2 separate regions of the Mus musculus genome follow, and region 2 is linked to region 1. The links are chromatin loops, found by intact Hi-C in ENCODE. Cell type or tissue: left cerebral cortex. All regions are shown on one strand. Each heading gives the region's core, and the rest is flanking DNA. Links, peaks and the distances in the headings are about the cores only.

What was found. Peaks named below come from ENCODE experiments on the same cell type or tissue, not always from the same donor. Only the 100,000 strongest peaks of a DNase experiment are listed, where the experiment ranks them.
Region 2: it touches region 1 in a loop (2.7-fold over the local background); 10 of 42 quality-filtered maps call a loop at or near these places.

Annotation. Positions count from the first base shown.
Region 1 is chr9:57,583,318-57,599,081 of GRCm38, forward strand. Scamp2 (secretory carrier membrane protein 2) reads left to right here. Exons shown (of 9, transcript NM_022813.3): 8 at 3,763-3,883; 9 at 4,105-5,481. The coding sequence ends at 4,239. Ulk3 (unc-51-like kinase 3) reads left to right here and starts at 6,135. Exons shown (of 16, transcript NM_027895.1): 1 at 6,135-6,369; 2 at 7,007-7,147; 3 at 7,344-7,464; 4 at 7,897-8,001; 5 at 8,677-8,820; 6 at 9,014-9,096; 7 at 9,502-9,657; 8 at 9,845-9,950; 9 at 10,141-10,181; 10 at 10,434-10,536; 11 at 10,665-10,729; 12 at 10,817-10,895; 13 at 10,967-11,007; 14 at 11,290-11,337; 2 more. The coding sequence starts at 6,268. The coding sequence ends at 11,642. In left cerebral cortex, for the core only: CTCF peaks have their summits at 6,208 and 7,614 (motif pointing right); DNase peaks (open chromatin) are centred at 6,128, 6,801, 7,603, 8,155 and 1 more place; H3K4me3 peaks cover 1,506 bases; H3K27ac peaks cover 1,628 bases.
Region 2 is chr9:57,527,729-57,543,492 of GRCm38, forward strand. Fam219b (family with sequence similarity 219, member B) reads left to right here and starts at 9,800. Exons shown (of 5, transcript NM_001166364.1): 1 at 9,800-10,106; 2 at 10,296-10,383; 3 at 11,083-11,160; 4 at 11,518-11,566; 5 at 12,927-15,459. The coding sequence starts at 9,893. The coding sequence ends at 13,091. It overlaps Cox5a (cytochrome c oxidase subunit 5A), which reads left to right. Exons shown (of 5, transcript NM_007747.2): 2 at 1,228-1,344; 3 at 2,513-2,634; 4 at 3,941-4,064; 5 at 4,554-4,699. The coding sequence ends at 4,054. In left cerebral cortex, for the core only: no CTCF peak of the experiment used is centred there; DNase peaks (open chromatin) are centred at 9,808 and 10,330; H3K4me3 peaks cover 2,229 bases; H3K27ac peaks cover 1,673 bases.

The sequences.
Region 1 (15,764 bases), core at 3,973-11,972:
CCCATGCTCTCGGGCAGCTGGCCCGGTCTCAGGAGTCCTCCTAGCAGGTCAGCTTGCCTGAGAGCATTCTTCTAGCTTAGTCTCTCTCGTCAGAGGGGAACACTCAGCTTTTATTACCTTCTTTGGCAGGAAGGGGTAATCCCCTTCCTGGTCAACTGAATCCGGTCAACTTCAGGGACTTCCTGAAGCTATTTTGAGTTGTTAGTACACTAGGACGGAGTGTTTTAATCTCCATGGAAACTCTATGCAATGCCTCTCTCCTGGTCCTTTTCTCTTTTGGGGATCCAAGGGGTCAGACCCAGAGCCTTGCACATGCTAGAAAGTACTCTGTCCCTGAGCCACAGCCCAGCTTTCTGTTATTTTACCAAAGTAGTTGTCTTTCCTTGTACTCTTCATTCCAGAGTGTGTAGATGAGAGCGTCTCACTCTGGCCTGGAACTTGCTATAGGCCAGAGTGGCTTCCAATTCATGGTGATCCTCCTGCCTGTCTCCAGAGAGCTGAGAGTTCAGGTTTAAGCACCTTGCCAGTTTGGGTTAGGCCTTTAGGGCTGTGTCTGCCACTGTCTGGCAAGTTCTTGCTTTACTCTTAGTGCATCCTCAGAGAGGCTGATGGATCCCTGGCCTTTGAAGCCCCTGACTTACACATTAGCTCTCTTAAACTCACTATGTAGCCCGAAAATGACCTTGGACTTCTTGTCATTCTGCATCTAGGCGGTACCTGTTGTTTTATGTGGAACTTGGGATGGAATCCAAGTTCTCATGTGTGCTAGGCAAGTACTCTGTCAGTGGAGCTACAGCCTTAGCTCCCGTCTTACTTTTTCTCTCAGGGCCTTGTGATTGCAGAAGGTGGTGTCTGCCTCCCTGGAGAGGTGTCTTGCTATTCTGGAGCATATAGCTGGTTTGAGTTTCTTGGCACCTCGGTCCTCAGTTCAGAGTTAATTGCCGAAAGAAAAGCTGATGGCTGGCGTTTTCTTTTCTATACCAGTGCACAGGGAACATTGCAAAATGATGGGGTTGAGAGCAGGAGTCTGGGAGGGTGGCACTATTTTAGTTGCTTGTCACAGCAGGGAGCACGTACAGAGTGTAAGGAGAGGACTGGCCATCCATCACACTGGCACCCTGAGCCTGAGCACACTGCCGTCCTGCCACCCTGTGACCTTATTCTGTGTCCTAATCCCCACCCTTTTGGTGGATAGTCCAGCTTCATTATTACTTTAAGTGTGGGTGGCCCGTGTCTGTGATCCCAGCACTTGGGAGATGAGGCAGGATGACTGGAAGCTTAAGGTTAGCCTGGGCTATGCAATAAGTTCTGGGCCAGCCTGGAGAACCAGGGTCTCAAAAAACAAATAAGCTGAACATGGTAACACACTCATTTAATCCCAGCACTCAGGAGGGCAGAGGTAAGTGGATCTCTTAGTTTGAGGCGACCCTGGTCTATATAAAAAGATCTAGGATCGCTAGGGTTACATAGTAAGACAGTGGCTCAAAGCAAACAAACAAACAAATAAATGGGGTGGGGTGGGGTGGGGTGGGGCATGCTACAATTAATATTTGCACTCTCGACAGAGTCTGAGGTTTGTGGTCTGGTCCTGACCCTGCCTTCACTGCCTTGAACTCAGTAAGCTCAGCTGGCTCCTGCCTGTTCTTGCCTTCCCTTAGACCTTCTGTGATCATTTTCTTTCCTCTCTGTGTGTATGTGTATGCCCATGTGTCCATGCGTGTTCATGTGGGGTCACATGTATACACCTCAATGTGGAAGCAGAGGTTGAGATTTGTGAGTCAGCTCTCTTCTTCCATTGTGTGTGTTCTGTGGATCAGACTCGGGCTGTCAGATGCAGTGGCAACTCCTTCCCCTGCGGAGCTGCTTCCTGCCTCTGCAGTGCTCTTTGCTGCTTTTGCTTTTAGTGTTACACTTCAGTGTCATGAAACTTACTTCCTGTTTTCTTCTACAAGTTCATTTGTTTGTTTTTTTGAGACAGAGTCTCTCTGTGGTCCTTGTCATCCTGGTTACTATGTAGACCTGGCTGTCCTAGAATGTATGTTCTTCTGCTTCTGCCTCCCCAGTACTGGGGACTAAATGCATGTACCACCATGCCTAGCCTTTCCAAGAGTTTTATAGGTCTTACAATTAAATCTTTGTCCTACTTTGAGTTAATTTTCATGTATGATTAAAGTAAGGATCAGTTGTTCAGATACCATTTGTAAAGAGACCATCAGTTTCCCTTTAGGGTGTTAACAATTTTTTTTAAAGATTTATTTATTATATATAAGTACACTGTAGCTGTCTTCAGACACACCAGAAGAGGGTGTCAGATCTCATTACAGATGGTTGTGAGCCATCATGTTGGTTGCTGGGAATTGAACTCAGGACCTTCGAAAGAGCAGTCTGTGCTTTTAACTGCTGAGCCAACTCTCCAGCCCCAACAATTTTTTTTTTATTATTCCTTGTATTTATCAGGAGACCGGGGAGGGGGAGCATGCATGCCAGGACATGTATGTGAAGGTTCCAGGATAAGTTCTTCTCTTCCACCATGTGGGTCCTGAGTATCAAACTCTACCACCAAGCTTGGCATCAAGTACCTTCACCCACTGAACCACCTCTCTATCCCCTTGGTTTTAGGACCCTAAAAAATAGATTGGGGGTTCTGGAGAGATGGCTTGATGGTTAATAGCACTGGCTGCTATACCAGAGTATCCTGGTTCAATTCCTAGTACCCACATGGCAGCTCACAACTGTGTGTGGCTCTGGTTCCAGGGGATCTGACACCTTCACACAGACACAACAACAATGCACAGAAAAAAAAAAACTGAAAAACAATTTTTTTTAGAATTATTTATTTATGTATATGAGTACACTGTAGCTGTCTTCAGACACACCAGAAGAGGGCACTGGATCCCATTACAGATGGTTGTGAGCCACCATGTGGTAGCCAGGAATTGAACTCAGGACTTCTAGAAGAGCAGTCAGTGTTCTTTTCTCTCTCTTTTTTTTTTTGTTTGTTTGTTTTAAAGATTTATTTATTATTATATCTAAGTACACTGTAGCTGTCTTCAGACGCACCAGAAAAGGGTGTCAGATCTCATTACAGATGGTTGTGAGCCACCATGTGGTTGCTGGGATTTGAACTCAGGACCTTCAGAAGAACAGTCAATGCTCTTAACCGCTGAGCCATCTTGCCAATCCCCAGAAAATAATTCTAAAAATATGTACATCTGGACACTGAAGCCTATGGCATTGCTCTTCCCGCTATTCCGACACTGCTTTGATCCCTGTAGCTTTGTTGTAAGTCTTGACATCAGGTAGTGTGAGAATAATCCCTTTACAGCTAAGGACACTGAGGCTCTGGGGGGTGACAACCACTAACAACTGAGGTGACAGAGTAGAGGCAACAGGCTGGCCAGTGCTCCTCTCGCCAGAGTCCTCTGTGAAAGCCCGGTCTTCCCAGTCCCCCCCCTCAGTCAGCAGCACTGAGCTTTGGGCTGCTCCTGGCAAGGGGCTTGCTGTATCTCCTTTCCAAACCTCACTGGGCAGGAAGACATGACCCCACCTCTGAGACCTCAGGAGAGCTCATGCTGGGCCGGTGTGGGCCTGTCAGCACTCACAGCCTGTTCACTCACAGAGAAAGGTCATTGAACCACAAGGCTCCCTGTGCGGCTGGGAAATGTCCAGGTGGTGGTCAGGACACAGCCATTTGGGAGAAGTGCTCCTCTTGGGGACTTCTGAGTCTCAATCTTACCTCACCTCTGCGTTCTCCTTTTGTAGTGGTTGGCTTGCAGCCCTATCTACGATGAAAAATGGGCCCTTAGCTGTGACCATCATCATGATGGTAGTGGCTGGCTTCTTTACCCTCTGTGCTGGGCTTTCACTCTTCCTCCTGCAGCGGGTAAGTAGGACAGAGCCAACAGCGAACCCCAGTAAAATGCCCATCTCTCCTGGGCAGGCACAAATCTAAATATGCCTTGCTCCTGAAGCTCTCAGGGGCCCAGCACCTCATCCAAGGCTATGGGTAAGCAGCCAGGCAGGGTTGACCCCTCCAGTGGCTGCCACCATACCCTGATGGCTAGGTTTGCTCTGGGCTCTTCTCACCCCAGCCTCCTTCCCTAGGTACACGCCTTCTACCGCCGAACAGGAGCCAGCTTCCAGCAGGCCCAGGAAGAGTTCTCCCAGGGTATCTTCAGCAGCAGAACCTTTCGCGGGGCTGCCTCATCTGCTGCCCGAGGAGCCTTTCAGGGGAATTAGGCTTCCCGACTCTCCTTCCCTGAGCCCTGGCCTCTCTGTCAACTGTCTTCTGAGCTGCACTTTCCTCGGGTGCCTTATGCAGTGACTACACCAGCACAGACCTGGCAGGGATTTGTCTTGTCCCTGCTCCTCCCTCAGTAGTCAGCTTTCTCCTCTACAAGAGGGAAGGAGAGGAAGGGACAAGGACTTTAAAAAAAAAAAAAACACATGGGAAAAGAAAAAATAACAAAGCTGTCTTTCCTTTTCTAATGGTGGCTTGGTCTGATTTTGTCTGGAAGCAATGGGACTGTTTTCCCTGAAAACAAATGGACTCATGTGCTTGGGATCATGGGCCAACCTGGGCTCACTGTACTGGGGATTTTCCACAGGCACCCTGTACTTCACTCCCTCCCTCTACAGGCTCCATGTGTATTGGGTCTCCACAACCTTGCCTTTCATGCTTGGGCTTCCTAAGTCCCCCAGTGGCTCTACTCTAGGTGAGCTGTGTTCTGGGTGGGAGCACAGAAGTCTCCCAAGTCCTCTTCCGGTGAGCTCCTGGTGTTCTTCACAACCGAGTCATGACCCTGTGCCTGCTACGACTCATGTGTGATAGCACCTTGTGCCCTCTGGGGGCCCTCCCTAGCCTCTCTTCAGACTTCTGAATGTACAGTAAGTGGGGTTGGTTGAGACTTGGGGGATGAGGAGGGGACGAAGACAAGTAAGTCAAGTCCTGCCCAGCCTCTACCAGTCTTGTGAGAGGGTAGATGTCTGCTTGTTTTGGCTTCTCTCCTCCCAAGGGACTCTGCCCCTCTGCCTTAGCTTGGCCCCTGCCTATCTTCAGCAATACTCACCTCTTAAAACGCTTAGGGTCTTTTGGAAGAAATCAGTCCTGAACTATGTCCTGCAGGCAGGACTGCCGAGCCTTCTTTCTGAGGGTTCTTCCCACAATGGAGTCTAGGTCCCTTTCTACTTGTCCTGGGGGCTCCACGGGTGTGTCACTGCAGTGGCACCTAAGAAGCCGCTGTGGAAACCTGGACCCTGTGTTTTGTCAGTACTGCGAGAGCTCACCAAGCTGGCCAGTCTCCTGCCCCTGGGAACTGGGGCCCTCCTGAGACTACCCTCATGCTGTCAGCCCTAGAGCCACCAAGTGGTAATGTCAGCCACCGGGGTTTTGTAAACTTCCTGGTATTATTTTCCTCCATGTACAGATGTATATGTCATGTCTCAATTTTTGTGCTTAAATAAAAAGATTTTCGGACAGCACTGGCCCTGATGTCAATGGTGGACTTGGGAGGGCTATAGCCTACTGAAGTACAGACTAAGGGCCTACTAAGATAGGTGAGGTGACAGTTAAGGTTGTTGGTGGCTGAGCTGTGCTGGACGACAGACCACTCAACTCTAGGGAAAGAGTTGAAAGGCAGAATCGAGGACCCTGGCAATGGCAACTTGGTCTCTTCCAAAGGCATTTAAATTGTTTTTCGCCAAGCATAGTGGCACATACCGTTAGTCCCAGCACTCCGAGGCCAGACTGCTCTACAAAGTAAGTTCCAGGAGAGCCAGGGCTACTCAGAGAAACCTTGTCTTCCAAAACCAAATAAACGAATGAATAAGGGCCAGAGCACGTGTGATGATCAGAGAAGAACTTGCTGGAGTCCGTTCTCCCTCGTCACCCTGTGGGGCCCTGGGATTTTCATATCCACTGCTTCTGGTCTTGAAGGGCAGGGAGTGAGCCAGGCTCTTCCTCCCGCCCCCTACGTAGGTGGTCTCTAGGATGCCATTCCCATGTGATCGTGTCCGCAGTCCTCGACACAACTCTACACCCACTAAAGCCTCAGTGTCTGAAACCTGCCTGGCAATCCTTGGCAGAGGGTGTCACCCAGCCCGCTGCCGGCGGGGAGGAGCCTCGGAGGGGAGGTGTCGAGCCGCGCTTCCGGCGGGCAGCGCCGGGGCCCTGCGGAGTCCCGCCTCGCCGCCCCTCGAGCGCCCCCAGCTTCTCTGCTGGCCGGAACCTGCACCCCGAACCAGGAAGCACCTGGCGGCGGGCGCGGGATGGCTGGGCCCAGCTGGGGTCTCCCTCGGCTGGACGGTTTCATCCTTACCGAGCGCCTGGGCAGTGGCACGTACGCCACGGTGTACAAGGCCTACGCCAAGGTGGGTGTGGGCGGGTCGTGCCGGAGGTGTCCCGGCGCCGGGCACCCGACTCCCGTGCCAGCCAACTCCCTGCAAGCCCGGCTGGGTCACGGGCCAAGCTGAGCAGGAAAGGCGACCGCCTTGAGAGCAGTAAGGCCACAGTGGCTGCCCAAGCTGGTAGAGGAGGCTGGAGCTAACCGCCCCTTTTAGGTTTTAAAAACAGCCACGCCAGTTTGGTCTGGAGGTGCGGGCGATGACCTAAGGGAATCTCTGTGTCAGTGGCTGAAGAACCGGCTCTGCACGGAAGTTGCCTTAGGGGCTGGGAGGAGTCTGGGGTCAGACTCCCAGGAGGCAGCACCAGTTAGAATGCAGAGTGGATAGCTCTTTAAATAGTGACATCCCCCGCCCCCTAACCCTCCCCGCCCCCCCTCTAGAAAGTGATGCGGTGGGTTAGAAGCACGGCGTTGGAGAACACTTGCTGGGGTGGGATTCCCGAATCCGGATGCCTCGTTGATTTGAGACGTGGAAGCTGGGAAACTTGGAGGTCCATGGAGAGTGGACAGACTCCAAACAGGGGAAAGTTTGCAGACTCAGAGCCCACTCCAGCCCATGGGGTCGGCCCCTTCAAAACAGACACCCCAAATTTTCTGTACCACAGAAGGATACTCGGGAAGTGGTAGCCATAAAATGCGTGGCCAAGAAGAGTCTCAACAAGGCGTCAGTGGAAAACCTCCTGACTGAGATTGAGATCCTCAAGGGCATTCGGCACCCCCATATCGTGCAGCTGAAAGACTTCCAGGTCTGAGCCCAGGAAGGGGTGCCTCCAAAGGCGGCTGGAGAAGGGACAGCGCCTAAAGCTGTCTCTCTCTCTCTCTCTCTCTCTCTCTCTCTCTCTCTCTCGCTCCCTTTTTTTGGGGGGGGTTCAAGACAGGGTTTCTCTGTATAGCCCTGGCTGTCCTGGAACTCACGCTCTCTCTCTTTACTTGCAACCACAGTGGGACAATGACAATATCTACCTCATCATGGAGTTCTGTGCAGGGGGTGACCTGTCTCGCTTCATTCATACCCGCAGGATCCTGCCTGAGAAGGTGGCCCGTGTTTTCATGCAGCAGTTGGGTAAAAAGCTTGTGACACACCCCGTGGCTTCTTCTCCCCTATCCCAATGCTTTGCAGTCTGCCATGTTGTGTCCCTAGCATCTGTAGGGAATTCAGGCTTCCACATGGAGAACATGATGTAAGAACCTTGTGGCATCTTCCAGGGCCCAGTAGGTGGAACCCAAGTGCTTTAGTGAGGGAGAATGCAACGTCCTTAAGGGCTGGGGCTTTTCTGGAGGCTCCTTGAAGGGAGGGTGGTTTTATGAAGGGTACAGAGAACAGGCACTTGGGAACTCTTAGAAGTAGCCAGAGTCTGTTGCTTCTATATATTCTGTAGCTCAGCCAGAACAGCGCTGCAGTAATAGAGCTGTACGGGGATAGGTGGAGGCCTGGGGAGGGGAGAGGCAGGTGGGAAAGAGGCTCTGACTTATTTTCTGGTGGCTGACTCCTCAGCTAGTGCCCTGCAGTTCCTGCATGAACGAAACATCTCTCACTTGGATCTGAAACCGCAGAACATCCTGCTGAGCTCTTTGGAGAAGCCCCACCTGAAACTGGCAGGTCTGCGTCTGGAACAGCAGGGTGGCAGTTCATTTAGAGTGGGTGAACAGTGAGCTCCTGGCTGTGCTGCTTCCTCAGCGGCCTGGTTCCCAGGGGTCGCTCTGTTAAGTCATTAGTGACAGATCAGGAGGTGTAGAGCTGAGCCCGGCGCCAAAAGGTAGCACCCATTCCCAGGCTGCCCACACTTTCTGTCCTGCAGGGTGGTGGGTGGAGCTAGGGATCAAGTCTGAATTAGAGTTGGGGTTCAGTCTGGAACTAGTGCCAATGTGTGACCAGCATCCAGGATCAGTCTGTGAGCTCTGTTCTTAGGGTTAGGGCTCAGTCTGGACGGCTGAGGAGAACACTTAACAGTGGACAGGTGTTTGTGGTTCTGGTAAGATATAAAGAATGGGCTTGAGTTTGGAGGCCAGTGATCATGACGTAACTTAGTTCTGGGGCTGGGATGGGGCTTTCTGTGGAATTGTATTTGAGATAGGTTTAAGGAAAAGGTGCTTAAGAGGCCATGTGCCATGCAGAGGGTTTCCCCGAGCCGCCCCCCCCCCCCCAGGGATATAGGAGTATTGCACAGGGGAGGAGGCGGGAGTAGTACAGGTGAGTCTAGGGTGGGGAGGAGCCCTGACTGGCCTCATAGGAGCAGCTGGGATTTGAACCCTGGGCCTGCCCTCTTGCCTGCAGACTTTGGCTTTGCCCAGCACATGTCCCCGTGGGACGAAAAACACGTGCTCCGTGGCTCCCCGCTCTATATGGCTCCTGAGATGGTGTGTCGGCGGCAGTATGATGCGCGTGTGGACCTCTGGTCTGTGGGGGTGATCCTGTACGGTGAGACTTCTCTTCCCTTGTTGTCCACCCTGAGAGTTACTCTGTATTTGGGCCAGGCTTTTCTGGGCCTCTCCTGGGTTCAGATGAGAATTAAGGGCTCTACTCTGAGGGATTTTTGGTCCCCGTTCTGTGGACGAGCTAGGCCAGACTTAACCCTGTTCCCTTCCGGCCCCTCCTCTGCCTTCTTCCACAGAAGCCCTCTTTGGGCAGCCCCCCTTTGCCTCCAGATCGTTCTCAGAGCTAGAAGAAAAGATTCGCAGCAATCGGGTGATTGAGGTGCGTCTGGCAGGGTCTAGGCATCCACCGGGGATTGAGGGACTCAAGGCCCAGAAGTTTGTTCAGCACTGCAGTGCAGGCTCTGGGCCTTTCATGGCAGTGGGGCATGTTCTGTGGTGGAAGCCTAGAGTCTGGTCCGTTCCTGAGGATCCATATCAGCCACGACAGGCAACAAATGACCAGGCCCAATCTTCCCATAGTCCGGGGCTGGAGGCAAATACCCATTTGATAGGAGACTGATAAAGGATGCTTGGCTCTCTTCCTGCACATCACCGGGACTTGCCATGATCCACTCAGATTACCCACAGCAAACACGTACCCTTATGGGGGTTCCTAACAGGCCTTGGGCTTTGGGCTCAGATGTTGGAGCCTTCTGTGATGTGTCTCTGCTCTATGCCTCTGTAGCTCCCTCTTCGGCCCCAACTCTCCCTAGACTGCCGGGACCTGTTGCAGCGACTTCTAGAGCGGGACCCCGCCCGTCGAATCTCCTTCAAGGACTTCTTTGCCCATCCCTGGGTGGACCTGGAGCACATGCCCAGTGGGGAGAGCCTGGCACAGGCAGTAAGCAGACTGATGGGGATAGGGTGGGCTGGGTCTCATTTGCCTGCTCTTGGTGGTGAATAGGTGATCGGCTCACAGAAGTAGAGCAGGTTGCCACAGGGCACAGGGGTGGGATTGCTGACTGATGCTACTTGCTGTGGCATTAGGAAGGTAGGTCTGATTGCTGATCCTCCAATTTCCCCCCCAGAGGGCCCTTGTGGTGGAGGCTGTGAAGAAGGACCAGGAGGGGGATGCTGCCGCTGCCCTGTCGCTCTACTGCAAGGCTCTGGACTTCTTTGTACCTGCGCTACACTGTGAGAACCAGGCCATTCCTATAACCTGTGTGCAGAGGGGGGCAGGAGTTGGGTCAGGCTCCCCATTCAGAGCTTAGGGGAGATGGTGCAGAAGATCAACGTGGAACTGAGTATCTGAAGATTGCAAAGGGCTTACTGTGGGGTAGGCTTTCAGGACAGCATCCTCATATGAACCCTTCACCTTCTGCAGACGAAGTGGATGCCCAGAGGAAGGAGGCAATTAAGGCGAAGGTGGGTGAACTCCCCAGGAGAAAATGGGTGGACATGAAAGGAGAGACCAGAGATGATGCCAGAGCCTCTGGCAAATGACATTCTTAGATTTGAAACCTCTCCCACGAGATAGAGCTAGGGGAAGTGGGTGGGCCAGGCTAGCTTGTTGGGTGGCTGCCATGGTTAGCGTGAGGCAGTCACTAAGGACTAGAGGCAAACTTGGAGGTGGGTGCAGGATAGGGGGATAGCCCTCAGCCCCACATTCTCTTACAGGTGGGACAGTATGTGTCCCGGGCAGAGGAGCTCAAAGCCATTGTCTCCTCCTCCAATCAGGCCCTGCTAAGACAGGGCACAACTGTCCAAGAGCTGCTTCGAGGTAGGCTTCTGTCCCTGTCTGTGCACAAGTCCTGGCCAACCCACTCCATCACAGCAGGGACTGACAGGGCCTTCCTATGCGAAAACAACAGGCTGCTCCCTCACCATGAGCCTTTACTCTCACATCAGAGATGGCCCGTGACAAACCACGCCTCCTGGCTGCCCTGGAAGTGGCCTCAGCTGCCCTGGCCAAGGTTCGTTGCTCAATGGGAGGAGTCCGGGTGGGACAGAAAGGACACCAAGGCACAATATAGAATGGTGTGTCGCCCCTCTGGCTGTAGGAGGAGGAAGCTGGCAAAGAGCAGGATGCCCTGGACCTGTACCAGCACAGCCTCGGGGAGCTGCTAGTGCTGTTGGCAGGTAAGGCCCCAGCACTGGTACGGGCCCTGCCTCTGGTTACCCTGTCCTCACCATCTCCGCTCTCCTTACAGCAGAGGCCCCAGGCCGAAGGCGGGAGCTCCTTCACACCGAGGTAGGGGTGGGAGTCGAGAAGTGCTCCTTTCCCTCCTCCTACTCAGGTCTGTGGGACATAAATAGATCGCATATGGACTTTCCTTGCCTCAGAATTGTGAGGTCAGTGACCCAGGACTTCTGTGCCTAGATTAAACCAAAAGTCTGCCGGGCTCCTACAACAGGGAACAGATAGTGTTATCAGAGACAAGGCCATTCTAATGAGACAGAGGGTTCTGGGGCGCAGCAGGGGTGAGGAGGCACTTGAACCCTCCTCACGTCTGCCCATGTCGTCTCTTGGCAGGTTCAGAACCTCATGGCTCGAGCTGAATACCTGAAGGAGCAGATCAAGGTGGGCACGAACGGGCCTCACTGGGCAGTGGCTTGTGGGTTCCTCCTCTCTGTGGTTGTATGTGGGCTCTGACTTCTGATGTCCAGCTGTCTCCATCTTACCCCTCGCTTTGCTTTGACATCCCACAGATAAGGGAGTCTCACTGGGAAGCGGAGAGTCTGGACAAAGAGGGGCTGTCGGAGTCTGTTCGTAGTTGTGAGTCCTGCTCTGGGGTGTGACAGCCTATAACAGGGTTTTGCCTCTCCTGTAAGAGACCCAAGCTTGACCTTCCTCTTTCACCTCTGTTAGCTTGCACACTGCAGTGACACCGGAAGGAGCAGCGGATGGAGCACAACCCTAGAGAGAAGCTGCATTACCAACTCAGGTTGACACCTGCACACCTGGGACCTTCCTGGACGAGCAGCTCCCACATGCTGGTTCCCAGCATTCCTCTGAGTGTTCTCCACCCTTGGGGCGTCTGGTGGCAGGTGTACTAAGCTCTGGGAGAATTACTTGAATGTGACCTTGTCATTAGGTGACTGCTGGTCTAAGCCTGTCCGGCTTCAGGACACCATCACCCCGTTGTGTTTTGTTCTGCAAAGAGGACGTCATGCCTCTTCAGGACACTTGCTACCAGACAGCTGCTGTACCTGGGCCACCCCTCCCTGGGAGCCTTTATTCCAACCCTACTTTTTTTCTTGCACTGGAATGGGACACTCGGATACCCTCAGGGACTACCTACCTGACAGTATGCTCTCGGCTCTCAGACCTCTCCAGTCTTCCTGCGAGCTCAGAGCTGCCATCCTTTTCAGTTCTTTAAGACAATCCTTCATGCATGAAAGTCATGCCCTTTGTAAAGGTGGAATACATGTGAGAACCCCAGACCTTCCCTGCCTTGGCATGGAGGAGGGGTCCTCATACCCCCACTTACAGCTCTCTTTGAGGGGATATGCCACACTAGTCACATGGTGGACCCTGAGCTAGAGCTGGGTCTTGGCTGGGTCTTCCCCTCTGTCCTATTAAGCTATGGATACATCCACAGCTTATACCCTGTATGAGCTGGAGAAGAACTTACGTATCTGGAGTTACTGGAAGATTGCTCTTTTTTTTTTTCTTCTTTAAACACCCCCTCCCCCAGGTCATCATCTTGTTTCAGATTTTTATTCAAATTCTTATTGAAGGCTGATTTTTGAATAAGGAGCAGAGGAGCTGTTCTGCCACAAATGACCCCCAAATGACAGGCACTGAGACTTTCTTTCTTCCTTCCTTCCTTCCTTCCTTCCTTCCTTCCTTCCTTCCTTCCTTCCTTCCTTCCTTTCTTTCTTTCTTTCTTTCTTTCTTTCTTTCTTTCTTTCTTTCTTTCTTTCTTTCTTTCTTCTTTCTTCCTCTGTGTGTGTGTGGGGTGTGTGTGTGTGTGTGTGTGTGTGTGTGTGTGTGTGTGTGAAGGGTTATTTCTAAAGTTAGAGAATACTGGTGATTTTCAATCATTCTGCCCTTAACCGCCTCCTTAGGGCAAAATGGAACACCCTCCTTGCTAGAGGCTGGATGTATGTAAAGACTATAGTTCATTGTTTCTCTATTAAATTATTTTCCATACTTATGCATTTCTTCTTGCCTTGGAAAAATAGGTGAAGTGATCCTGCTCATACCAGGAGAAGCTGGGGAGCCTGACTAGTGTGGCCCAGAGGGAAGTGACTGTACACCTGCCTCTTGCCTTTAGTCTCTGGGACCCAGAAGTCCTGCTGACTGCCACTATTCCTGCCAACCACCTAGTGTGTGTTGTTGGGAGCAGGGCGTCAGGATGGATGGATAGACCTGGGAGCCCAATGAGGCCTTATTTCTGCATACCTCGGCATAGTGGCAGGTGGTAGCCCTCTAGAACAGTCCCCTGTAGACCATCCCGCCCTGCACACTCCCAGGAGCCTCCTGACTCTGGGCCAACAGTGAATGAGCAAGCTGGGTTTTAGGAAAAGAGAATCTTTTAGGGTTCCTTCTCATATCTAGTCCCCCAAAGATCCCCAGATCTTCCTGGGTCTGATACAGGAGGGACCAAGACAGAATGAATTCCCCTGACGCCTTTGGCCTAGCCATTGGGGGGCAGTGTACAGCAGTGTCCTATAGGGTGAGGGAGCTGCTGAAGTCTCTGTTAGTTCTGTTCCTTGGCCCAATGCTTGGATTGTACAATTGGGCTATTGGTGAACGTGCCCAGTAAGACTCACAAGGCAATGTGTGTAGGCCTGGTATATAGCACAAGTACAATAAAATGTTATTTTCAACTGTAGGGAGAAACACATACTTGAGATTTTCTCTGGAAATGAAGTAGATGAAAAGTTTCAGGAAGGAAAAATAAGGAAAGAAAGAGGAGGGGATGACTGGAGAGGGCTGGCTGGGAAGGGACAGGATGACAGGATGGGTGACCCTCACAAGACAGGAAGGGAGAGGGGCAATTGTCTCCAGACCACTGTTTACTGTGATGGCCATACCGGCCAGCTGGCTGGGAACAAGGACCTGAGCTTCTTACACAGGGTGTCTGAGCAATGGGCCCATGTGGGACACCCAGTGCAGGAGGTGCAGCATGGGAGTCTGAGGCTCTCCCGAGCATTGAATTGATGTCCTCCAGGCAGCTCTCGTCGATCCACCCCAAAGCAGGGAGGCAGGCAGCCTGGGAGCTGGAACAAACAGGGAGCGGGATCCGGAGAGCTTTCCGAGTGGCACGGGCCTAGAGGAGACTTCACGTTTGTGTTTCAAATATTTTCCTTATGAGAGGTGGAGAATTGCTGTCACTTCAAGGCTTTCAAAAATGTCTGTCTAGGAGCTGCACCCCCTTGCCTTCCCATCTCCACTCTCCCACTACCAGACCAAGCCAAGGTCAGCACCCGACCTCAACCTCCTATTTTCCCATGGACCTACCCTGGAAGGAACAGATGAGCCTTTGGAATAGACCACAGGACCCAGGTGTCTCTGGGCCCAGCCTGCGCCTCCCCCACCTTCCTTAGTTTTTGGTTTGGTTTGGTTTGGTTTGGTTTCCCCCAACTGGGGATATAGGAAAGGATATAAGGTTGTCTGGAAGGAAGGAGTCCATCCCCAGAGGCCAAGTTGCTGTCCCAGCCCTCCCTAAGAGGACAATGGCCCCAACTATGAGGCTGAGGAGGCAGGAGGCATGAGGCACATCATCTGGCCAGCCCCCACCGCCACCTCAACCCCCCCCACACACACACACACAGTAATTCACACTATCAAACACACAGAGACACAGAAACAAAGCTGTGTCCAACCTACATTCCTGGCTACAGAAATGCAGGCACAGGTCTTGCTGAGACAGAGGCAGCCTCAGCATTACTGTGCCCTGGACCCAGGCCAGTGGGCTCCCCATGCCTCATACAGACTAGAACTAGCAATGTCCGGCAGTCACAGGGTTAGAGGCAGGACAGTGGGCTCCACAGCTCCCCGACCCTGCTGGAACCTCAGCTCTGTGGGACAGAGGACAGACGCTCCTGCCTGCCCAGTGCTGAGCCAGAGCCTCAGCTGGGTCAATAGGCACTGTCAGACGCTCAGCTGGATAAGGGAACATGCCCCAGATGTCCCCAGTGCCTGCCTAGGGCTTCCAGTGTCTGAAGAGGGACCATCTGGCTGTTGGGGTGAAAAGGGAGACCCTGTACATTCCAAACCCTGGCCACCCTCCCTGCCCCCACCCTGGGAAACAGCTGGCCTTAGGAAGCCACTTGTTATCTCTGCACTCCTCTTCCCACTGGGAACTGGGCCTGAGCTGCCTGGGTGGGTGGGAAGCAGGAAGAGTGGACTGGAGGCTCCTTAGGTCGGGCCCCGGGGGTGCCACTGAGTTCTCTGGAATCCTGAGTGTCGTGGAGTCAGACACCTTGATTTGTACGCTGTGGAGTAGGAGGATCAGGCAGGCTGTGTGTTTTTGATTTCCCCTGTCCTGGGATAGTCTTCCCTCGGAATCCCTCACCCATCTTGGGAATTCTTTCTCATTTTTCCTTAAGAAGAAATCTATGCTTGCTATGGATGGGGGTGGGGTGGGGAGGGCAGATAAAAAGAATTTGGGTCAGAAAGACTTTTTTTTTTTCATCACTACTGGACATTTCCAGTGTCCCACAAGGGGAAAGAAGGAAAGAGGAAAGGAGAAAGCAAAAGGATGGGAGGAGAGAGGCCTGAAGCATCAGGACCTATTTGGTAGAGGAAGGGTTTAGGCACTGTTAAAGGGGGGACTCTTGGGGGTCAATGGCTTCCTTTGTGGCCTTCACTTCATACCAGATAGTCCTGGAACATACGACTATAAAACAAGAGCATGGAACCAGGATGGGGAGAGAGCTGGGACTTGGGTGGCCCTGTGCAGAAGACAGCTCCAGCTTGGCTGGGTTAGCCGCTCCCTGTAAAGGGCGTGGAACCAAGAGTGCGCATGGTATTGGGGGATGCAGATGAACACATGG
Region 2 (15,764 bases), core at 5,133-13,132, 54 kb before region 1:
GGAGAATTCTTTCATTTGATCTTACATTCACTAAAATGCATATTGGTTAAGAGAACTTAATGGGGCTGGTGAGATGGCTCAGTGGGTAAGAGCACCCGACTGCTCTTCCGAAGGTCCGGAGTTCAAATCCCAGCAACCACATGGTGGCTCACAACCATCCGTAACGAGATCTGACGCCCTCTTCTGGAGTGTCTGAAGACAGCTACAGTGTACTTACATATAATAAATAAATCTTTTAAAAAAAAAAAAAAAAAAAAAAAAAAGAGAACTTAATGCTCTTTGGAGTACTACTTGAATTCAGTTCCCAGCATTCAGATCAGAAGATTCACAAGGCCTCTAACTCCAGCTCTGAGACATCCAGTACCTCTGACTTCCAAGGGTACCTGAATTCATGTGAATATACTCATGCACAAACATTGCACAAACACATAATTAAAACTTACTGTTGAGTGTGGCTGCAGATGTGTGCGTGCCATAATGTTCATATGGCGGTCAGAGGACAGCTTCATTGGCTCTTACCTTTCTGCCTTTATGTGGGTTCTAGGAATCACTCAGGTCTTTAGATTTATGTGGCAATTGCTTTTATTCACTGAGGAATCTCGCAGGCCTGAGACAGGGTTTTTGCTAAGCAGCCCAGGCTGAGCTCACTTTTCTTGCTTAAATTTCCAGAATGTTGGAATTATAGGAATGTGCCATCACACCTAGATATATAATACTATATGTTTTACTCTGGTTAGTATTTAAGATTTGTTTTCTTTTTGAGACACTCTTACTCTACAACCCAGATTGTGCTTAGAATTCACTTACAGAGCCGGGCACGGTGGCGCATGCCTTTAATCCCAGCACTCGGGAGGCAGAGGCAGGCAGATTTCTGAGTTCGAGGCCAGCCTAATCTACAAAGTGAGTTCCAGGACAGCCAGGGCTATACAGAGAAACCCTGTCTCGAAAAACCAAAAAGGAAAATTAAAAAAAAAGAAGAAGAAGAATTCACTTACAGTGCAGGCTGACCTTGAAATCAGCACAGGCAACACAGCAAAATCTGTCTCAAAAATGAACAAAAAGACAAGTTACTGCACTAGAAAACATGTGTCAAACAGTCTGTACATTTTGCCCCCTTCTGCTGTTTTCTACTCTTCTTTTTGCCAATGAATGCATTAGGGACAGGATAATAGCATTCACAGTTGAGTGGTCTTCCACTATTGACGTCATTGCTCTTTTCCTTTGTAGCTGTCTGTTCCATTCGCTGCTATTCTCATGGGTCACACGAGACAGATGAGGAGTTTGATGCTCGCTGGGTGACATATTTCAACAAGCCAGACATTGATGCCTGGGAATTGCGTAAAGGTAATTGGAACATAGATGTATCATATTTGCATGTATAAACATGAACTATTCTTAAAAGCAAACACATTGTATGTTTGAAAACATGTTGTGTGAGTTGGTGACTGTCACAGCTCGTAGTTAGAAAAGCCTGCAACTTCTATAATGTTTCCTATAAAGTGTGAGTTTTAAACTAGACAGCAGGTCTGGAGTATACTAGTCAGTGATAGAGCTCCTTCCTTGCATGCATAGGTTTTGGGTCTGGTCCCCAGGACTGGGAAGAAAGAGGGAACACATGCCCTATTGACATGTGAGCCAGAGAGCTCTGTTGAGAGGCTGTTCTCTGCGCTGGTTTAACAGCAGAGTTACTACTACTGTGTCTTTCAGATCATTTAGATGAGCAGTCATTTGAGCAGGAACAAATAGCACTAATGTTAACCAGTCATTAATTGTAAGTGTACTATATAATCTCAGATCAAGAATCTGTGGCAATGTGGCTGTGGGTATGGTTGGTTCTCCAATGTATTCTTTAAATAGTTTACAATAATAAAAGCAAGCATCCCAAGTGCTTTTAACTTCTCTGCCAGAATGTAATGGTCCTATCTTGCTGCAGCTGTGGAATTCCTTATTTAAAACCTAAAGATCTTACTGATGTATGAAAAAACAGCAATTCTGCATTTTCATCAAGACTTCAATTTTCTTGATGTGCCGTTTTGTGCAGACACAAAAGTAATCATGCCCAGTCATTTTCTGGTTGAATGTTTCTGTGTCTTTACACTAATGTTTCTCTATAATGCCTTCTTAATGTCGTCATTCTGGCCTCATTATCTCTCCTTAGGCATTGTTCTGGTTGTTTTTAGATGATTTTTCAATACTGTTTAGTTTAAAGAATTCAAAATTCCTGTATTGTATTAACAGTTAAGCAAGTAAGCTAACGCTCCAGGACTTTTCCTTTAATCTCAGCACTGTTGCGTAATTGTGCTAATTCTTTGTGGTGTGTTCTTACTAGTTTGTTACATAGATTCTCATTTTACAGATAACAGTGGCCCGAACAGATGAGGTCACATGTCCATGATTCAGTGAGACTAGAGAGAACTGAGCCATGGACAGTAAGCAGACAGATAACTAAATTTGAGTGTATGAAGAAGGATATCTCAGGGTAATGTGAACTTTTTTTTTTTTAACTTGACAGGGATGAATACACTTGTTGGCTATGATCTGGTTCCTGAGCCCAAAATCATTGATGCTGCATTGCGAGCATGTAGACGGTTAAATGATTTTGCTAGTGCTGTTCGCATCTTGGAGGTTGTTAAGGTCAGTAAAAAAATGATGCTAAGGTTGTTCCAGAATAGGTGGGCCATATCACTTATTGACACTGGTGATATGGCCTAGTACACAATATCCTTTTAAGTGTGGTTATCCATGAAAGAACATAGTCTATAAAAATGATTTAAGGATCTAGGCATGCTTTTAATTCCAGCACTTGGGAGTTTTAAACTGGTGGTCAGAAGCAGGTGGTCTCTGAATTTGAGGTCAGCCTAGTCTACATAGTAAGTTCCAGGACAACCAGGGCTACAGTATAGTGAGAGCCTGTCTTTTTGGTTTTTTTTTTCTTTTTTTTTTTTAAAGATTTATTTATTATATGTAAGTACACTGTAGCTGTCTTCAGACATTCCAGAAGAGGGAGTCAGATCTCCTTATGGATGGTTGTGAGCCACCATGTGGTTGCTGGGATTTGAACTCAGGACCTTCAGAAGAGCAATCAGTGCTCTTACCTGCTGAGCCATCACCAGCCCCCCCCCCCCCCCGCCCTTTTTTTAATGTTAGAGAGATGGCTCAATTGCTAAGAGCTGCTGGTGCTCTTAACTGGCTGCTCTTTCAGAGGATCCAGGGTTCCGTTCCCAACACCCATGTGGCAGCTCACAACTGTATGTAACTCTAGTTCCATGGGACCTGATGACATCCTCACACCACACGGACATCCAGGCAAAACACCAGTGTACATAAAATAAAAAATATAGATGTCTCTGTTTATGAGCACTGTCTGTTCTCCCAAAGGACATGGGTTTAATTCTCATCACTCACATGACAGCTCACAACTGTAACTCCAGTTCCAGGTTATCTGCATCCTCACACAGACATGCATGCAGGCAAAACACCAATGCACATAAAAATAAGTAAATGTGTGTGTGTGTGTGTGTGTGTAATTTAAATAAATTTTTTTTTTTTTTTTTTTTTGGTTTGTAAGGGGAAAGTGACAATACTTTATCTGTACTGACTAAGATAATTAAGGATTCTGGAGCTGTCCGTCCACTCAGCACTGGTAGTTGATAAAGTCAGTCCTTTAAATTGGAAGCAAGTTAAGAAACTTCCCTTCTGTTAATTTAATTCTTCTGATGCCTGATGGGCATGTTTAATTACCTTTTCAAAATTCTGTCATTACCACCTTGAGCTTCTCATACTTGAGCTGTCTCTACTAAATTACAGGAGTCCACACCTGGGTTGTGGTTCTGAGGCCCAACTGAAAGGCCTTCTGAACAGCTGGTGGGCTTCTATCAACTGAGGTCTAACCCCAGCCCTGCAGTTTCATTTGTTAACAGACTATTCTCATTGCCAACAGGACAAAGCAGGACCTCATAAGGAAATCTATCCCTATGTCATCCAGGAACTTAGACCAACTTTAAATGAATTGGGAATCTCCACTCCAGAGGAGCTGGGCCTTGACAAAGTGTAAACTCCCTTCGGTAAGTAGCAGTTCAAAGAGTGGTGGGCTGATGGCAGCACTGTCCTGTGGGTTTTTGTGTGTGTTTGTGCCACAGCAACGGTGTGAAATTCAGAAGACATTTTTTTCTAGTCAGTTTTTTCCTATCATGTCAGTCCGAGGGCTTCATCTCAGGTTGTCTGGCTCTGCAGCAAGTGTCTTTACCTGCTCAGCCATCTTGATCAGCTCTGAAATTACTATCCTGTCTATGTTGTTCTGACTGCTAGGATTACCTGGCTTTAAACTTTTCTGATTAGGAAAAAAAGGCTAAGTACCAGTGGTGTAAATGATGAAGAGGCTACAAAGTCAGGCCCTTGTAAATTGACGGAGGCTGTATTAAAGCAGGAAGTGCTCCAGGGTGGAGGCTGTTTCCTGGGGCTGTAGTTCCAAAGGTCATTTTAAATAAAATGTCTTCATTTTAGCACTTTACTGGCTAATTCTGTGCTTTTTTTTTTTCTCTCCCTCTCTGCAGATGGGCTTCCTAAGGACTTAACTGCTATTGCTACTTGATTGAAACAGTTGCCTGGAAATGTTTTATTTGAACAAATTTTCCTTTGAGTATCAAACCATGTAATAGTAACTTGGACTTTAATAAAGGGAAATGAGTTTGAACTGAAATTAGGTCTTGTGATGTTGTCTGCATTGAGAAGCAGAGGCTGAGCTGGGTATGGGGGCACAGTCTTAGTCCCAGCTCATGGGTGGCAGAGAGAGACAGGTGGATCTCTTGAGTTTGAGGTCAGCCAAGGGTACATAAAGTCTTAAAGACAGTCAGCAAGGTGATGTGGAGAAAAGTGCTGTGCAGCAGCCAGCTCTTCTCTGCCTGCTCTCGGCAGCACCTTGTTAGCTTAGACATCAGAGTATTTGTCTTTGCTGTGATTGGTTTGCAGGCATTGTGGTTAAAGACTAGAGAAAGGGGCTTACTCCTTCCTTGAAAGTACTAAGGGAACAGCCCTATTTAACTTCAGGAGCTCCATAATCCCAGCAAGCTTCTCACTGCTTCCTGCTTATAGGTCTGTGGGACAGCAGTACGGCTGTGTTACTCCAACAGGAAAACAGTATTAAGTTAAATGTAGATGCTGCGGGGAGTTTTAGTAAGTTTGATTTTTGTTGTTTTAAAGATGTACATCAAACTTGTTCAACGTGAACATCAGCATGTTCAACATTTGTTCAACCATGAAACCTACTATGGTCTAGTTTTACTCTCACCTTTAATAAAATTTGATTCCCCTACCAGAAGACCTCTCATACCCTGGTTAAGAACTAGAATTGGGGAACTGGTGAGATGGCTTAGCAGTTCAGAGCACTGGTTGCTTTTCCAGAGGTCCTGAGTTCAATTCTCAGCAACCATATGGTGGCTCTCAACCATCTGTAATGGGATCTTCTGGTGTGTCTGAAGACAACGACAGTGTACTCATATACATAAAATAAATAAGTAAGTTAAAAAAGAATTGGCCAGGGGGTGATGGCACACACTTTTAGTCCCAGTACTTGGAAAGAAGAGGCAGGTAGACCTCTGAGTTTGAGGCCAGCCTGGTCTACAGAGCAATTTCCAGACAGTCAGGGCTACACAGAGAAACCCTGTCTCAAAAAAAAAAAAAAAAAAAAAAAAGGAAGAAAAGAAGGAGGAGGAGGAAGAGGAGTAAGAAGAAAAAATATTTTAAAATAAACCCATGCTGTTGCTTTTTAGTTTCCTCCAGACACTCTTCATGTTCCTCCAGATATTATTTTGATGACTCATCCCAGGGACTCATGCTGATGTCCTGTTCTTAGAGAATTCTGTGTTTGTAGGAAGAAACATTAAGAAATATTAAACAACTCCTCCCTAATATAGCAAATTTAGAAGTTCTGTGAACATACATTCAGGTACTATGAACATAAAAGGCATTAAAGGAAGTGCCATTTTAGTTAAAGCCTTAAGAATTAGGATAGGGTGCTAATGCTAGACCCTAAAGGTTACCTAACTGTCATCTGTTTGGTCTTTTTACCACTGGAGCAGGAAGAAAGGATTTTTGTTTCCTCGAAGCTCTCCTAACCCTCATGCCTCTACTTCCCAGCGCTAGAATTATAGGTGTGTGCCCCGCACCCATCCAGGCTCTTAATACAGAATGCAGACTTATTAAAATAGTCTGTTTCCTCACGGCCATGGATGGAGCCAAAGAGAAAACAGTTCATATCTACCTACCAGGTGTATAATAGACTGTGTATAAGGTGATGCTGTAATGGTCTTCATGCTACAGACATTGAATGCCTCCTGTACCAGACATGCCAACGCTGACAACAGAGCAACAAACAGGAAGGAAAGCAGGGAGGGAGACCGAGCCGTTGGACCATAACAAGAGTGAAACTAATGGGAAGGATTTCCAGTTTGAAGCTGCAAGGGAGAGGTTTCCCAGGGAAGGTCCTTAGAGTATAAAATAGGCTGAAGGTTGACTTGTTTAGAAGAGGGCATCTTTAGACTATAGAGCAGTATTCTCGACTTCCTGATGCAGGAATCCCCCCACCCCCAACCATGAAGTTACTTTCATTGCTACTTAATAACTGCAATGTTGCTGCTGTTATGAATTGTAATGTAAATACCTGGTTTTGGATGGTCTTAGGCAACCCACATGAAAGGGTCTTTTGACATACACCCCTCCCTAAGGGGTTGTGAGCCACAGGTTGAGCACTGCTGCTGCAGACCATTCATTAGCTGAGGTAGGGTAGGGTAGTTTTATACATTCCCACCTACCACCAGCTCCTGACTTTTTCCCTCCCAACTCCACATATTTTGAATCAACTTTGAAGAATATATGCTTTCAGGCCAGCAAGATGGCTCAGTGGGCGAGGGTGCTCGCTCTGAAGCATGATGGATGACCTGAGTTCAGTCTCCACAGCTACACAACAGGAGAGCCCAAATCGTGAAAGTTACTCTGACTTTCACACCTGTGCACACAAGTTATCTAGCAAAAAAAAAAAAAAAAAGGTATAAAATACAGTTCATATTTTTGCATAGTCCAGTCCATCCTATAATCTGCGTGTCTTGCAGTTCACTCATGGTGGCACTTGTGTTTAGCTCCACACTCAAGAAACAGAGCCATGTGGACCACTAAGTCCAAAGCCAGCCTGGTCTACATAGTTCCGGGCCAGACAGCAACAAAAAAACCCTCTGTGCTATGTGGAATTTTAACTATATCCCTCTCAGGAGACATGATCCTGGCTTTTTGTTTTGTATTTCAAGTCAGGGTTTCTCTGTGTGGCCCTGGCTGTTCTAGACCAGGCTGGCCTCAAACTCAGATCTGCGTGCTCTGCTTCCTGAGCGCTGGAATTGAAGGTATTTGCCACCATATCAGCCATATTGTAGGCCCCCCCTCAAGTTTTTTTATTTCGTTTAAATGAGTGTGTGGAGTTCAGGGGAACAACTTAAAAGATTCAGTTCTCTCCACTAAGTAAATCAAACTCAGGTTTGGTTTGTCTGGCATAGTGGCAAATGCCTCTGGCTGAGACATCTTGTAGCTTTTCATATCTTCCTACCAGGTTAAGGCAAACAGTAGAATGTAGCAGTAAGGTAGGAAATGGGGTTTAGATTCAGACCTGTGTTAAACTCTTATCTACCAAATAGCACTTTTCTTGAGACAAAATTACAACTTAACAGTGAGGGTGAAGATTGTCACCAAGGCGAAAATGTTTTACTGCCAAGTACATCCTGGGTCCTCCACTCCCACCCCTAAAATTAGGCAACTTCGTTTTTCATTGTTTCCAAAGAGCAGAGTTGGAAGGTTTGTTTATAGGCCACACAGGGGCAGAAACAAACGAATGGATTGGGTGATTACTTTGCTCTGCTTAGAAGCCTAGGGCAGGGAGACAGGAAACAAAACTGACCAATACAGGTAACTTCTGGTTATTTTTTTCTACAAAAGAATTACGGCAGCCAGGCAGTGGTGGCCCAGGCCTTTAATCTCAGCACTTGGGAGGCAGAGGCAGGTGGATTCCTGAGTTTGAGGCCAGCCTGGTCTACAGTGTGTTCCAGAACAACACAGGCTACAAAGAGAAACCCTGTCTTGGGGGGGGGGGGAAGAATTATTATTATTATTATTATTATTATTATTATTATTATTATTGAGGCATAGAGAGCTATGCTGTCACACCGATGAAACCGGTTTGGCATATCTGATTATTTCTTTCACCTGATTTCTCAGGCCAGCTTCAGTCCGGTGACTTGGAGTTTTGTGGATTAGCCAGATCTTGTGGATACTGATCTTACTCCAACAAAATTGTCTCACTTATTTTGGAAATGAACTCGGCTTCATGTGTGTTAGGCAACATTCAACAACTGAGCTGTATTCCCCAGCTGAACAATAAACTGAGTTGTGTGTTTCTGGAAGTAAGCAATTCCAACAGCTGGGAATGGTAGTGTAAACCTGCAATTCCAGTACCTGGGAAACCAAAGCTCGGGGATTGTGAGTTTAAGGCCAGTCTGAGCTACATAGCGAGATTCTGCCTAAAAATAAAAGGAGTCCGGCAGATAGTTTGGGGTGGAATTCACAAGATAGCATAGGTTTTATCAAATCTGATTTTTTTTTTTTCCCAAAGCTCTGATCCCAAATGCTTCTTTTTCTCCTATGCAGCATTTTTTGTTCTTTTGTCCCTGGGTTTCGGCTGTACAATATTGACCTACCCTTTGACAATGTGTTAGCCATGGAACAGTCTCGCGATATTTGGCAGTTTCTACAAGGATCTGGAGCTTATTTCCAGCCAGACACAAGCACATCCCTTGGGGGCCAGAGTCAAGAGTCTTGACACAGCCTTGTACCCTGCCACATAGACTCAAGAGTGCACTTTCACCCTGCTTGCTGGTGTCCAATTTATTTTTGCTACTGCAGGACTTTCGTTCTTTTTTTTTTTTTTTTTTTTAAGACAAGGACTTATAGCCCAGGCTTGTCATGAACTCGGCCTCCACCTCCCTTGACCTGAGCTTACAGGTGTGCACCATCATTCCTAACTTCCCATTTTACCACCAAAAGAGGGAGGGAGAGAAGAGGAAAGAGAGAGAGGGAAAAGGAGAGGGAGGGAGGGAGGCCTTTTGCATGCCAGGCAAGAAGTCTATCTCTGGGCTATATAATTCCAGCCCCAAGGTTGTATTTAAGTGTGGAAATATGCCTAAAGAGAGCCAGCTGTGGTGTATGCCTTTAATCCCAGCACTTGGGAGGCAGAGGCAGGCAGATTTCTGAGTTCGAGGCCAGCCTGGTCTACAGAGTGAGTTCTAGGACAGCCAGGGGGCTACACAGAGAAAACCTGCCTCGGAAAAAAACAAAAAACAAACAAAAAAGAGCCAGCTGTTGCCAAGGTCTCGGACAGGCAAGAAACCAAAAACCGGTGGCATTTGTGTAGGATGCCGTGGGTAAATCCTGACCCTCCCAGGCCTGTTTTCTAGAGAAGAGCCCTGTAGCCCCTTCATATGAGCCCGACCCCTCCTGTATTGGTCTTAAAGGAGCCCCGGCTGCGGTGAAAGAGGCCTGCAACGCGACTTGGGTCGGCACAACCCGCTAGCCTACCATGTGTCATTTTACTTGACTACAGACTGAACTGACTTTCCTGCACATCCACAGGCTCAGACAGACTTCGGGTCTCAGAGTACCTGAAAGGCAAGACCTGGGCTGGCCAGTTCCTGACGGGTAGGGCGGAACCTTGATGCTCTCTCCGCAGCAGGCGGCCGGAAAGCGCCAAGGGAAACCCGCGCCTGCGCGCCGCCATCTTTCTAAAGGCGTGTTACGTCTTGTCATTCGTTCTTCCCCGCGCCGGTCTGGCCACTGGCGGAGCGGGGCGGGACCGGTCATGGCGACCGAGGAGTTCCGCGGGCATGCGGTGCGGATGTCCACCCAGGGGTCTCAGCCTGGCGCGGCTCCCGACAGCGTGGCAGGAACTGCGGGGCTGCCCTCCGGACAGAGCGGCGGCGCGGGCCTCCGGCTCGGGGAACGCCCGCCCCCCGCCATGGAGAAGCGGGGACCCTACTTGGTGACACGCGCACCTTCCATTCAGGCTAAGCTGAGTGAGTGCAGTGGGCTGCATAAGGGTCTCTGCCCGAGCGGGTTGCTGTGGCCTGGGGTTGGTCTCTAGAGCCCCGTGATCTTGTCCCCAGAGTGGAGGGGGTTTAGGTGCAGCCCTCTCCTGTCCCCGACAGTCCGAAAAGCAGCAGAATGGGGAAGACCTGGCTGACATAAGACCCTTTGACTTCCAGAGAAGCACCGGGACCATGCCAAGGCCGTTCTGCGGAGAAAGGGCATGCTGGGTGCCTTGACGAACCGACCCGATTCTTCAGGGAAAAGGTCTCACTGGGCTTTTTACTTCCTCTGTCAGCAGCGTTCAAAGGCCCTATCCCTTCCTGTTTGGGAATCAGGGCACTGTTTAAGGTTGAGCTAGCTAGCTTATTTGCTGGTATCTTAAGAATGGGAACTAGGAGGGATGGGGCTGGGTGGGAGAGTGAGAACTGGAACTACCTCTACTCTTTATTAAAAGACTGTGCAAAATAGAAAAGTCATAAAATAGACTTTGTAAAAGGGGAGTTGCATCAGTGCACAGATAGGATAGCATTAAAGGATGAGATGGTTGCTGGAGTCCCGGGAGTGAAGATGGAGAGCCCGTGCAGTATTTTTGGAGTTTTTTTTGTTTGTTTTTTAAAGGCAGAATGGTACCCTCTTAGAGCTGAATAAGACCTCACACAGCTGTTTATAGCTGAAACTCAAATGTGACTTGCCTGGGATCCCCAGGCTAAGGTGGAAAGATGCAGCTTTTTACCTGGTTCCTGAAATGGGGAGGTGGGCCTTTCCTAGGAGCTTTCAGTGCAGTAGAGTGGGCCAGAAAAGAATCCGAGAAGCCGGAGCCAACTGCATAGAACAGCAGTTCGTGGTGACTGTGACCGGGTAGAAGGAAAGTCTGGAATAGTCCACTCAGTTCTTTCTGCATAGGGATCAGGGCTCTGGCCTTCCCTGTGAAATGCCTCTGCTTTCTTCCCCGCCCCATCTCAGGTCAGTGAAGTTTAACAAGGGCTACACTGCTCTTAGCCAGAGTCCAGATGAAAACCTGGTGTCCCTCGACTCTGACAGGTGAGTGCTTTCCTTGGAAATAGTCAGCAGTGACTTGAATAGATCAGCAGAGTGCTTGATGCCCTTGCCTGCTGCCTTTCTCCCCCGAGGCCCTTCATGTACACTCCAGGGCTGCTCTCTTTTGACTGCTGTCCCTTCCAGGGATAGCATGGCTGGAAGTGTTCCTGTCCTATTGGGCTTGCACTTTTAGCGAGAATCACCTGCGGGAGCCATTGGTGCTCACTGGGACTCTGGGCTTGAGTTCTCTGGTGTGCAGTCTTTGCTTCACAAGTCCTTCAGACCCCCTTGCATGCCCTCGCCATTTGCAGCTGTGCCACAGAGATGTCCCCTGAACTGATTGTCTTCCTCTTCTCCTAGTGATGGGGAGCTGGAATCCAGATATTCCTCCGGGTATTCCTCTGCAGAGGCAAGTCCAGAGCGCCTATCTGTGCAGGGTCAGGCTGCAGGCAGGTCACCACCCACCACTGCCAAAATGTTTGTGCTGCCTGCTGTGTGCACAGCACGGTGCTAGATTCCACTTTGCTCCCTAGTCTTCCACTATTCCCTCTTCCCTAAGCAAAGAGAGACAGGCATCTTAGGATGGCTGTTGAAATTCAGGAGACTATATATCCTCAGAGCTAGAAGTGATGTCAAGTCCATAATCTTGGAATCCTCTTTCTAAGTTCCGGCTAAGTGTCTATAAACTGTGCTGGAATGCTTCTTGTGATTGGTCACTCACTACATCTAAGAAACATTGCTTGCTGCCCTCTTTGGGTAGTTTCCAGGTCTTCTGTTTCTTGCAGCCTGGACCCACTGGTCATAGGTTTGCCTTCCAGTGTTGAAAGGTAATTCAAGGCTTCCCTTTTTTTCTCTGAGTCAGCATTCAACCCTCCCCCACCCATCTTCCACTGAGCTTGCTTTCTTCAGTTCCATCTCTGGCAATAGTATGAGCACACCTCCTAGGCTGGTCTTTAGGACATCTTTCTAGAGTGATTGTCCCAGCGAGAACCAAAGGGACAGAAAATTCTCAGCCAGGCATGGTACCATGTGCCAGTACAAGTACAAATGAGCTGCAGTTAGGGACATGGCCGCACTGGGTAGCTCGTCTTTATTCTCCTAGGAATCATTGGTTAATCTCAGTTTTGCAAAGGAGAAAACAGCTTGCACATTGTACCCTCCTTATATGTCTAAGACATTAAGATTGTCAAAAACTAAGGAAATTCTGTCAAGAATCACAAGTCTAAAAATGTCCTAGCATCATTGATGTCCTGCCTACCAGCACCCTGGTGAAAGCAGGCTGGCTTTGCAGGAACCTAGCCCTGCCAGCACAGAAGGAACTAGCAGCAATGCTGTCCCCCTACCACTTTCTACTGTTCCACATATACCTCTAATACTCAAGCCTAGTTTTCTGTTGCCAACCTTCCTCTCTACATAGCCCTGGCTGTCCTGGAACTCGCTCTGTAGATCAGGCTGGCCTTGAACTCAGAACTGCCTGCCTGTCTCCCAAGTGCTGGGATCAAAGGCATGTACCACCACAGAGGACAGCCCCATATTCTTCAATCTTGATATGGATATCTGGGTGACAGATTTTTAAAGAGAAGCCTGGCTGGTTCTCAGTGAGCCTCTGGGGAGTTCCTCACTGCTGGAAAGACACTGCACAGAAAGGGCCGTCCTTCTGTAATGCAGGATGTGCAGAGGCCTGGGGCTAGGTAGAGCAGGGACCTGCCTTTAGGCAGCAGCTCTGTATGCCTCGCATCCTGTTTTACACTTCTGTCCTCTTCCTTTAGCAGGTGAACCAGGATGTGAGCCGGCAGCTGCTGCAGGATGGATATCACCTGGATGAGATTCCAGATGATGAGGACCTGGACCTCATTCCTCCTAAGCCTATTGCTTCTTCCGCGTGTTCTTGCTGCTGGTGCTGCCTTGGGGATTCTTCCTGTACCCTCCAGTAGCCATAGCCCTCCAGGATGGGCCGATGGCCCCAATGGCCCTTCACAGTGATACTCAGTGCACTGGGTATCACCGCCAGCCTAGAACCACTGGAGGCATTGACCTCTGGGGAGGCCAGTGGCCTACAGGAGCCCTCACCTGGTGCTTCTCATGTCAGAGGCCCCCGTCTGGGTCATAGGTGATAGGTGGAAGTCGGCAGGTTCCCACTGGGGCAGTTTCAGGAAGCCACTTTAATAAGGGAGGAGAAACTTCCTGAGGTTCTTATGCTGATTGCTAAGAAAACCATTTACAGACATTCTGACTCCTCCTGAGGAGGGAGAAGAAAGAACGAACTCCTTCACTCAGGCTGTGCTGGGGGTATGGTGAGAGGCAGAGAGCAGCACTTTATGGCTTGCAGGAGGAATCTCAAAGAATACAGCTGGGAAGCGCCAAGTGGGTTGTTCCTTAGGTTACAGCAAGGAATCTAACTTAATGATGGAGTGGGCCTGTGGCTTTCAGAACCTCTGAACTTGGACCATTCTGCTGGCCCTGCTGTCTGGATGGGCTTAGTAACTCTGTTGGCCCTTCCCCTGTTACAAGAGAACTGCTCTGTTGTATATGTTTATTTATCTGTAGTTCCTTGGCATTGGAGAGTTTCTCCGACTTTTTTTTTTTTTTTTGAGGTAAAAATTGGATTGGCAGGAATCTGCAGTTTTTGTTATTACCAGCAGAGGGAGCTGCTGGGAAGTTAGTGCCTTCCTATGTTTAGCTGTGTAAGCTTTTGAGAAGTATTGATGGATGAGAGGTGTCCTGGTGTAGCTGTGTGACTCTGGCCTACATGGAAATGTTTAGACAGGATGGGAAGGGGAGACTTAAGCCAGCTCCTGGACCCCACTTGAGTTGATGAATCTGCAGTGCAAGGAGGCCTTCCCTCTAACAAGGCACATTTCTCTCCCCAGCACAGGGCTCACAGGCTGGTAGAGCACTTGCCTAGCCTGTGCAAGGCTAGGGCTGATGCACAAAACAAAACAAAAAAAAAAGCCTCTGGGAGAACACAGCTAAGCCCCAAGCCTGAGACTCAGTACTAAGCCTCTTCCTGGAATCTAGTTTTCCCAGTCCCCCTCTGCCCGGGTCCTCCTCTTTGGGGTTTTTTTTTTTTTTTTGGTTTTTCGAGACAGGGTTTCTCTGTGTAGCCCCCTGGCTGTCCTGGAACTTACTCTGTAGACCAGGCTGACCTTGAACTCAGAAATCCACCTGCCCCTGCCTCCCAAGTGCTGGGATTAAAGGCGTGCGCCACCACTGCCTGGCCTCTTTGCTTTATCTTACCCAGGTGTGTGGTGAGGCTTGGGGTAGATACGGTTCCCAGCATAAGGGGCGGCAATAGTCAGAGTTAGGGGTTGGGCACCACATGTGACTGTCCGTCCAGTGATTACTGGAGGCTTAGGAGAAATGATATGCCTGCTATGTCCTTTCATAGGTAGTAGCAAAAAAGGTAAGATCAAAAGATAAGGCTTTCCCTATTACTTGGCCACAAATCTGTTCTCATGATTGTTGCCAGTGCCTAGCAGGGGGTTTTGTTGTTGCTCTCAGGCTGTGGAAGGCTGAAAAGAGTATACTATGTCTAGGGGCTTTTTACTCGACTGCTTGGCAGCATCACAAGAAGGAAGATGGGACAGAAGCCAGAGGCACATCTACTTGGTTCTTGGGTTGGGTCATAGATGCTGCCTGGGCTCTACAGTGGGAGTCTGCAACTCTGTGCAAGGATCTCATTCTGAGCACTTTATGTATGGCCTGCAGGGAAGGAACACAGACCATATCCAGGCTTCTAGGGCTCTGCAGAGGTGGAGTCCTCATGTGCAGAGGGAACAGAGATAGTACAGAGTAGAGAAAGACTTGGTGGTAGGGCTCAGTGAGGCCACAAGGGCTTGTGGAACTTAAGTGTGGAGTTCTATTTCTGTTTGGTTAAAACAGAGTAGCCTGGACATTTGGCAGCTCCTGGGGGTGGGCAGTGCCCAAGAAACCACACTCTCTGGGGTAGTTGTACTTGGCTAGAACTGTCCCTGGAAGGAAAGTTGTCGAGCTAGGTGGCCTCGTGTGGAAAAGCATTACTTGTGGAAAAAGCTCAGTAGTGTCCAGCTAGGAGGGATAGAAATGGGCAGCTGTTAGGGGACAGACAAAAATAACACCAATAAAGGCACAGAGGTGCTCACACCCTAACTGCCTTAATTCCAAGGGCTGGGTGTTCTGCGGGAGGCTGTCCCTGGGAAGGAGGGCGTCTGAGCCTCCTCAGGAGTGCCTGTGCCTCCCCCACGTTTGTTTACACTGCCCCTCAGTCCTCTTTCTTGCCTTGCACTTTCATAGTCTGTTATAATAAATGCAGTCCTGGTAGTGAGCTGTACTGTGCTGCAGTGGGTGGCTTGGTTTGGTTTGGTTGGTTTGATACAGTTTTTCTGTGTAACCTTAGCTATCCTGGAACTCACTCAAACTTAGACCAGGCTGACCTCAAATTTAAGAGATCCACCTACCTCTGCCTCCCAAGTGCTGGGATTAAAAGCCAGCTTTGGTTTTTTAATCTTATGTGGGGGGGGGGGGTACACTTAAGTGTGTGTGTACTACATGTATGCAGGTGCAAGAGTCCATAGAAGTCAGAACAGGCGTCAAATCTCTTAGAACTGGAGTTACAATTGTGAGCCACC